Regions from separate parts of the Homo sapiens genome. Here region 1 is linked to region 2. Evidence: read pairs that join two places in POLR2A ChIA-PET (ENCODE). Cell type or tissue: PC-3. All regions are shown on one strand.

Region 1 (5,000 bases), 61 kb before region 2:
GACTGGTCTAAAGTCCAGCAATGTAAACAAAAACCAAACAAGATCGTGCTGGATTACTTTGAAAGATTTGAAAAGGGTTTTAGACAATATTTGGAAATGAATGAAGAAAGTCTAAGGAATCATCAGAATGATTCTATTTTAATTTTAACCTTCTTTTAGAGATTGGATGAGCAATTGGCCAAGGTGGTCAAAATGCACCAAATAAATTGGGATTCTGTGCACACTTTGGAACTAGTGAAACTTGCGATAAATTGGCCAGTTATACAGAATAAGAAAGACAACGAAGCCGCTAAAATCATGAATTTACAGATTCAACAACTTACTGCTCAGTTTACCTGATCTAAACAGAGGCCTTGCTTTCAAAAGAAGCCTCAGAAACATCTAAAGATGTTTGTTGTTATTGCAAGAAAACAAGACATCTAAAGAAAAATTGCAGAATACTGAAATGGGCATAGAAACAAAAGGAAGAAAAGGAAAAGAGGAATACGGGCTCCGAGGGAATCAAGAGGGCTTTCCCTTTTCTTTTGCAATACTCTGCGGGAAGTGGAACTATGTATAAATAGAGAATAAACGAAAGCATTAGTTGACATGGGAGCTACCCTTTCTGTTCTCAACCCTACCTTTTTAAAGAGTGTTCTTCCTCAGCGTAATCAAACAGTTCAAATGATAGGGATATATACTCAACCAGTGACTACATACAAATCAGAATCTCTGCCTTTCCAATAGGGAAATTTAGATGAACATCCTTCTTTTCTTTGGAGCCTTCTACACCGATACATCTTATGGGAGGAGATTTTCTAGAACTTTATAGTGCTCATACTTCTTTTTCAGAAAGAAGAAAAATATTTTAAAAAAATAACTGAAAGAGGATTGATTCAAAATTATAAATCAGAAAATTCAGAGCAGATAATCATCCAAATTCAGTCATCAAATATTAAGACAAATAAAGAACTTGATGCTTGCTTTCCTTCTTATTTATTTATTTATTTATTTATTTAGAGACAGAGTCTCACTCTGTCACCCAGGCTGGAGTGCAGTGGCACAATCTCAGCTCACTGCAACCTCTGCCTCCCGGGTTTAACCAATTCTCCTCCCTCAGCCTCCAAACTAGCTGGGATTACAGGTGCACACCACCACGCCCAGCTAATTTTTTTGTATTTTTAATAGAGACAGGGTTTCACCATGTTGGCCAGGCTTGTTTCGAACTCCTGACCTCAAGGGATCTGCCCACCTTGGCCTCCCAAGGTGCTAGGATTACAGATGTGAGCCACCATGCCCAGCCATCTTGATGCTTTATTAAGCCAAATCCCTAATTATTTATGGTCTGAATCATCCACCAATGTCATAAAAATCTTAACAGCTACCCCAATATGGATATGAATGGATCCAAATAAACCACTTCCATGTCCAAATATTAAACAATAACAGGAAGCGATAATAGAAATAAAATCAATAATCAAATATTTTATTGATAAAGGATGGATTATCTCTTCCACCAGTCCTTGTAATACTCCCATCCTCCCAGCATGAAAATCTAATAGGAAGGAATGGAGGTTTATACAAGATTAGAGAACCATTAACAAGATTGTGATTCCCCATCATTCAGTAGTCCCAAATCCCTACACACTCCTTTATTTAACATACCAGTAGGCAGTGAATTTCACTAACTGATTTATGCAGTGCTTTTTGTTTATTAGCATACCAGTAGGTCCTGACAGTCAATATTTGTTTGCCTTTACCTGGAACAGCTGTCAATATACCTGGACTGTTATGCCTCAAGGTTATACTGGAAGCCCAACTATTTTTCAAAATATTAAGGGCTGAGATGGCTGAGCTAAATTTTGAGGAAATTCCACTCTAGTTCAGTATGTGGATGATCTCTTGTTATGCTTTTCCATTCTTCATGATTGTAAAAAACACACCCTGTAATTGCTGGAACAATTAGCTGAAACAAGACATAAGTTATCTAAAGAAAAATTCCAATATTGCTTAACAGAAATAAAACATTTGGGAAATTTAATTTCTAAGGAGGAAATACATATAAATTCAGATAAAGTAACTGGAATTTTTGCATACCCAACTCCAAAGACTGAAAGACAGCTTAGGAGTGTTTTAGGCTTAGCTGGCTACTGACACAGTTAGTTACCCAATTTTTCTTTCATGGAACAGTCTTTACATGCATTGTTGAAAGATCAACCTGACCCCATACATTGGATATCCTAAGAACAAATAACTATTCAGTAAATAAAGGAAAATCTTACAAGGGCGCCTGCTTTGAGCCATCCAAATTATCAGCTACCATTTTTGTTCTTTGTTTATGGAAGCCATGGCATCATCCTGGGTGTTCCAGCCCCAAAACACGGGGGAAAATATAGACCTGTTGGCTCTGATAGTCAGCAATAGACTCTATAGCTCACGGGCTGCCCCCTTGTTGGAGGGCCATTTCAGGCATTATCATATTTCTCAAGGCTACTCAGGAAACTAATGGAGGCTCCCTTGACTATATATGTACTTCATTCTGCAGAAGCTTTTTTGAATTCACATCATACACAATATTTTTCTGTCAACTGATTGGCTTTATTACAATGTACTTTTACTCTCTGCTCCACACATTACCCTCTCTTGCTGTAATACTCTTAATCTCACAAGTTACTTCTTGAAGCAACTGAGGAGATTACCTCATGACTGTATGGAACAGCATACAGTCTGTATGCTGTATAGTTCTATTACTAATAGAACAGCTTTTGATGCCCAGTCAGAATTTGCAGGAGATACCACTACAAAATGCTGATGTTACCTGGTTCACAGATGGATCATATCTAAAGGATAAGTTTGAAAAATACCAAACAAGCTATGTCGTTGTGTCTCATGTAGACATCATAGAGAGCAATTTCTTGCCTAAAGTAAAGTCAGCACAGTTGGCTGGATTAATAGTACTCACCAGAGGTTGTCTAACTGGCCAAAAATCAAATAACTAATATTTATACTGACAGCCATTACACTTTTGGTGCAGCTCATGTCTTTGGAATGTTATGGAAACAGCGAGGTTATTTAACCTCCTCTGGACATCCTATTAAACATGGCTCTCAAGTTTCTGATCTTCTGGAAGCCATCCAGTTACCAAAAAAAATTGGCTATTGTTAAGAGTCTTGGACATTCCAAACATGACTCCCTGGAGTGAAGGAGATAATTTTGCTGATGCTGAGCAAAAAAAATAAAAATAAAAATTAGCTTAATGCTAATATCAAATGAAACTGTAGAGATGGCCATGTTTAAAGTGAAGGGGCTCAAGAAAAGGCTCCAAAGCGGAAAAAGCAAATATGACTAAGGGAGAATGCTTTTCCCCCAACTTGCAAAATATAATATAGACCCAGTGACAGGAAAGCACATCCCTATTTTGCCTTTGGGATATCAATTTCCTATATTACAGCATGTCCATGAACTCATTCACTGGGGACTTGAGAAAATATTTGCCTGGGGAAAACACTATTACTGGAAACCCTCACCCACAGTAGTTCATAAGGTTTGTGCTAAATGTCCAATTTGTCCTATATATAATCCAGGAAAGCCTCTTCTAGATCTCAAGGGCATTTACCTTTGCCCACCGGCCCTTTCAATATTTGACAAATGGATTTTATCCACTTACCTCCAGCTCAGGGTTATAAATATGTATTGGTTATGATTTATATGTTCTCTCATTGGGTTGAAGAATTTCCTTGAGACAGTAGGAAAATGTTTGTTGGAATGGATAATTTCCTTTTGAGGAATTCTTTCCAAATTACATAGAAATAGGGAACTCATTTCACTGAACAGATAATTCACTTAATTTGTATAATCTGGCCTATTTTCCAATATTTTTATTGTACATACCATGCCCAGTCTTCTGATTGGTAGAATGAATATATCAAAAATAAAACCCAGCTAGAAAATTATCGAAAGCTTTTCCTATTACTTGGCCCCAGGCTCTTCCACTGGTTTTGCTTAACCTAAGAGCAGCTCCTTCTGGAATAATATGTCAATTATCCCATGAGATAATTACAGGTTGACCTATGAAAGTAAATGGCAGTTTATATGAACCAACTTTACTGAAAGGAGATATACTCCATTATTAACAAAGCTTAACTAAACTTCTTTTCCAAACAAACTAAATTGTAAAAAGAGCCTTAAATGCAATAGAGGCAGGACTTGGGACATTAAGACAAGTTGAGAATGTATTTAATGAAGAAAGACATTTACAAGAAAAGTTGATACTTACCAACCTAAGTAGAATAAAAAGCATACTCTTTCAGAAGGAAAGTGAGGGTTGAGAAGCTGCATGGAAAGATAATGATGCTATTGCTAAATGGGTGAATCAAACTGCCTGGCTAACGAGGGACTATGCCAAAGCCCAACAATCAGAAAAAGCATGGGTTCAAATTCAACAAGGTTATTGACCATGCTAATCCAAATGGAAGCAGAAGTGGCCTCTAAAACGTGGCCAGTCGTTTTGGATGCAGAAGCACAAGGTATACATTTATGGAAAACATATGGGCCCTCTTCTTCCTGGAAAATTGCTACCAGGGTACACAGCCTGTACTCTTAGGGCTTCAGCAACCCACATATACAGTAACCAGAAATATAATGCAGTATAGCTAGTGGAAATTGGGATCATTTTTAATAATACCCGTGTTCTCCCAACAGGCAGTTGATGGAACCATACTAAATAATAATATTTGGAATCCAATTTCAGTTTTAGATTGCAAACAAATTCAGGAAGAATTGTTCTGTCCCCAGAACATCTGGAATCCTGAAATCATGGAAACATGGTTCCTAATTTTTACCCCTATTCAAAATAATATATAGGAAATGGATATTTTTGTTTGGAAGCGAAGACAAATAAGACTATAAGTGTTGGGGAGGAGCCAAGATGGCCGAATAGGAACAGCTCCAGTCTACAGCTCCCAGCGTGAGCGACGCAGAAGACAGGTGATTTCTGCATTTCCATCTGAGGTACCGGGTTC
Region 2 (5,000 bases):
TCTGAGGATCTAGAGGCTGCTCTCTGTGCAGTTAAAAGTGGATGGCCCAGCTTGTGGCTGAGGCTGGAAGCCTCTCCCTCCACAGCATGCCCCTTTGACTTTGTGCTGTTAACGCCTGTGTCTGTGGGAAAGAACATCTCTGTGGACATGCTGAGTTTCCTAGGCCTGGATGCCACACACACCTAGCCATTGTTGTCGGCATTTGGTGTCACCATGAGCAGCTTCCTGGGTGACAAGATACCTGCCGGAGTTGACTTGACTTTTCTCCCCAGATGAAAATGCCTTCCTGTTGTGATTTTGTGCCACCACGTATCAAATTTGGGCTGGTATTTCGGAGGCTCTTTTCTTTTTCTTTCTTTCTTTTTTTTTTTTTTGAGACGGAGTTTCACTCTGTCACCCAGGCTGGAGTGCAGTGGCATGATCTCGGCTCACTGCACCCTCCGCCTCCCAGGTTCAAGCAATTCTGCTTCCTCAGCCTCCCGAGTAGCTGGGATTACAGGCATGGGCCATGATGCCTGGCTAATTTTTTATATTTTTTGTAGAGACGGGGTTTCACCATGTTGGCCAGGCTAGTCTCAAACTCCTGACCTCAGGTGATCCACCCGCCTCAGGCTCCCAAAGTGCTGGGATTACAGGCATGAGCCACTGCACCTGGCCAGCTCTTTTCTTCCATGTACTGTACTCATTTTTTAGGCATATTCCATCCCCTTAGGGCAGGGCTGAGTACGTAATTGGTAGGGCTCAGTGCACAATGAACATGTAGGGAGGGCCTCATTCTAAAGTTATTAAGAATTGCAAGATGACAATCGCAGAGCATTAAACCAGCTGTGGGATCCTTCCAGCTCAGGGCCCTGCATGCGTTCTAAGAGGCTACATTTCTATAGGCAAGGTTAACTGGGTCAAAGATGACACTATACATTTTTGGTCATTTTTTATTTTAGAATATTTTAATACTGTATTAAAAGATTAAAACATAAAGATTTTAATCAGTCATTACTAGTTCTTTTTTAAATATAGAGGTCCTTAAATTTGGGAGATATGAACATCTAGGCACCCCTTCTATTAACACTTAACTGATTCTAATCACTACTTAACCCTAATTTTCACCCATCCTTGAGTAGCACTGCATTTCCCATCTCACAGGCTCCTCTGTGGCTCTGAAATGTCTCGTCTTAACTGGAGTAGGGGTCATCTAAGGTTGCGGCAGCTGTCATGTAACCATGCCACCCAGAGAGGACAATTTCCCTGGGGAAAGGAAGTTTATTTCCCAGTTGTACCGCTTGAAACCCAGGGAGCAGAACCTGGGAGATTAACACCTACAGCACAGAGGACGAAAAACGTTCAGTATTGTCCAGCAAGTCAAGGTGGGAATTCCAGGAGATTAGAGGCAGTGCCAGGTGCCTTTCCACCAGTTGCTTGGGTGGGGTCAGGAAAACATATCCTCAGAGGACAGAGGCCAAGGCTTTGCCCCTCTGCTCTTCCCACGGCTCCTATTCTCTGGCCCTGGCTCTCAGGTTATCCTTTGTTCACCTGAAGGGTCCTAACTAAAGTTGCCAGATTCAACTAATAATAAATACAAAGTTCAAATTTAACTGGATAGACTGTATTTTATCTGGCACCCCCAGTCCTAACCCTGGCACCCCCCGCCCCACCCTGTCTTGGCTGACTCAGGACTGGCTTCTTAATGACTGTAACTGCTCCCCGACCAGTGCTCTCCCCACCAGCATCTCCCACCAGGCTTCCTTGGACTTAGCTGCTGATCTGCCTTGCCCTGCCCTGCCCAGCCCTCTGATGGGGACTTCACAGACAAGCTGTTAACCACCATGGAAGATGCCAGTGCCAGGCGGAGACTCATCTCCGACCTGCGGTCAGCTCTGCCGGGACCTCTGTGCATTCCTTCCCAGTGCAGCTCATCCTTGGCACTGAGACCCATGGCGGGGGAGGGCGGAGCACAAGCTTAGCTCCATCACCGGCCTGCAGGGTAGGCTCAGAGTGCATTGAGGTGGTAACTGTGGCTTGGGAATGCCTATTAGACAAGTTATTCTCCTCAATTTCATTTCATTTTAAATTTCCCTTTTTGGAAATGAGCATGAAAGTATTGAGTGTCAGGAATGTCCACATTTCTTGATGATATGTCATTGAATCCTCATAACAATACTATGAGGTGAGTAATATTGTCCCTACTTTGAAGATGAAAAAACTAAGGTTCCACCACCTTACTATTGGTAGATTTCAAAGCTTGAATTAAACTCTGATCTTCTAAATCCAAGCCCAGGAGCTGGGTGCAGTGGCTCATGCTTGTAACCCCAGCACTTTGAGAGGCCAAGGCAGGAGGATCGCTTCAAGCCAGGAGTTCAAGATCAGCCAAGGCAGCAAAGCAAGACCCCGTCTTTAAAAAATAAAAATAAAAAAATAAGGCTGGCATGGTTGTGCTTGCTTATCCTAGCTACTTGTGAGGTTGAGATGGAAGGATCACCTGAGCCCAGGATTTCAAGGTTACAGTGAGCTATGATCACATCACTGCACTCTAGCCTGGGTGACAGAGCAAGAGCCCATCTTGAAAAAAATTACCCCAAGCCCATGCTTTATTGTTGCACAGTTTCATCATTGACCACCCAAACAGAAACTTTTGAATAATTAATTGTTCATACCTCACTCTTTCTCCAATCTGATCCCTATGTCCTTATGATTTTGCCACTGAAATGCCTCTTGATACCACTGTATTGGCTTCCTAGGGTTGCTGTAACAAATGACCACAGACTGGGTGGCTTAAAACAACATGAATTTATTCTTACAGTTCAGGAGGCCAAAAGTCCAGAATCAAGATGTCAGCAGGGTCGGTTCCTTCTGGAGACTCCAAGGGGAGAACCATCCTGTGCCTGTCTCCTTGCTTCCGGTGATTGCCAACATCCCCGACATTCCTTGGCTTGTAGCTGCATCACTCCAGGCTCTGCCTCTGTTGTCACATGGCTTCTTCCCTGTGTGTCTCTCTGTGCTTAGGTACATCTCTCTCTCCTCTTTCTTATATAGGCATCAATTACTAGATTTAGGGCCCTCCCGAATCCACTATGTCCTCATCGTAACTAATTACACCTGCAAAAGACCCTATTTCCAAATAGGATCACATTCTGAGGTTCTGGGTGAACAGGAATTCTTGGGGGACACCATTCAACCCAGTACAACTGCTATCTCTCTACTCCAGACTTTCACCATCACCACTGTTCTGCTTTGAGGCTTTCCCCTCTCCAATTCATACATTGCTCAAAAATTTGCTTTCTGAAAAGCAAATCTGACCACAGCACTCCACAACTTAAAAATGGTCACATATCTAAATGGCTTCTAGCAGTGGTTCTCAAACTTGAGTGTGCAAAAGGATCACCTGGAGAGCTTCTTAAAACTCAGGTTAGAGAGCCCCATCCCAGAGCTTCTGATCCAACAGGAGAAGCTGGAATCTGCATTTCAACATGCGTAAGATGATTCTGATGCAGATGGACCGTAGACCATGCTTTCAGAAAGGTCTATAGCATAAAATGCAAAAGCCTAACAAAACCCAGCACACAGAAAGCACTCAACGAAAGTTAACCATGATGATTTTTTATTTTCATAGCTTTGCTCATTTTGCCTACTTTTCCTGGGAATTTTTTCCCTCCTTTTATCACTTGGAATAGTTTCTTTTATCCTTCAAAATCCAGTGACGAGGCCATCATCTCTGTAAAATCTTCCTGGACCCCCTTAGTGCCATATTAGTTACTGTCTTCTTGTCCATTCCCCCATAATTATTGCTGGTATTCTTTGTTCCATTACCATATTATGCAAAGGAATCACACATATTTCTGTCTACATACATGAACAGTTTGAGGGCACCTACCATTCTGTAGGGCTTAGTAGAGTGTCTGGCATATTTTATAATTAAACTGCTTATTGGCCAGGCACGGTGGCTCACGCCTGTAATCCCAGCACTTTGGGAGGCCAAGGCGGGCAGATCACCTGAGGTCAGGAGTTTGAGACCAGCCTCTAACATGATGAAACCCCGTTTCTACTAAAAATACAAAAAATTAGCTGGGTGCAGTGGCACGCGCTTGTAATCCCATCTACTCAGGAGGCTGAGGCAGGAGAATAGCTTGAACCAGGGAGGTGGAGGTTGCAGTAAGCCGAGATCGCGCCATTGCACTCCAGCTTGGGCAACAAGAGTGAAACTCCATCTCAAAAACAAAAAATAAATAAATAAACTTCTTATCACATCTCTTCATACAATTGAATGTTCAATTTATTGTTTTAAAATGGAATTGCATGATTCTTTTCTTAATTTAATTCAATAATTATACTAGCTCCTCTTTCTTCCTACCACGCTGTCTGTTTTCTCTCTCCCAGATGCTCCAAGTTTCACACTGTGGTCAGTGTGCAGTGACTAGTCTGGCTGGATTGTTTTGCATTCCAAATACCTTATTTAGGAACTAGGGCTTACCACCCACTCATAGATACAACCCTCAATTCTGGTGGCAGGAATGTTCTTTCTCTGCTCTGCCTGCAGAATCCATAGGAAGGCCACCAAATGCTGTGCTTCAAACTCCTAAGGAAGTTTGGCTCCTACCAGTGGAAGCTAGAAGCTTATTTACTGGCGCAGGCCATGGAAGCGAGCTGCCTTGGTCCAAAATATCATCTTTTCTCTCTGAGAATATTATCTCAAGACCACTTTATGCAATAAATGGATAAATGAGCTTTTCATGGGCCTGTAAAGATTTTTGAGACTTGAAAAACTATATGTATTTTTCAAAATAAGGAAAGGAAACTCCAGAATCAAAATTGATAAATTGAATTAAATGTCTACAAAATATAAAATGATTCCAACTAGCCAGCTGCATCTGAGCTCAACTCTGATGTGGTTATATATGTTCTATTTCATGTGGAGCACATTTTAATAATTTTTTAATATGGGATGTGGTCTCCGAAAGCAAAAGTGCCTGATGTTTGGGAAGTTCTCAAAATGATCCCATGTTGTC

The links. Peaks named below come from ENCODE experiments on the same cell type or tissue, not always from the same donor. Only the 100,000 strongest peaks of a DNase experiment are listed, where the experiment ranks them.
Region 1: POLR2A ChIA-PET joins it to region 2 with 14 read pairs; 4 of 35 experiments call an interaction of 5 or more read pairs at or near these places.

The regions. Positions count from the first base shown.
Region 1 is chr1:93,796,574-93,801,573 of GRCh38, reverse strand. It overlaps a transcript of BCAR3 not described here. Among named protein-coding and RNA genes, the nearest start is that of MIR760, 48 kb to the left of the region's middle. In PC-3, no CTCF peak of the experiment used is centred here; a DNase peak (open chromatin) is centred at 3,023; H3K4me3 peaks cover 374 bases; H3K27ac peaks cover 4,305 bases.
Region 2 is chr1:93,735,410-93,740,409 of GRCh38, reverse strand. It overlaps a transcript of BCAR3 not described here. Among named protein-coding and RNA genes, the nearest start is that of BCAR3, 56 kb to the right of the region's middle. RefSeq lists an enhancer at 1,643-2,842. In PC-3, no CTCF peak of the experiment used is centred here; DNase peaks (open chromatin) are centred at 1,919 and 4,449; H3K4me3 peaks cover 626 bases; H3K27ac peaks cover 4,558 bases.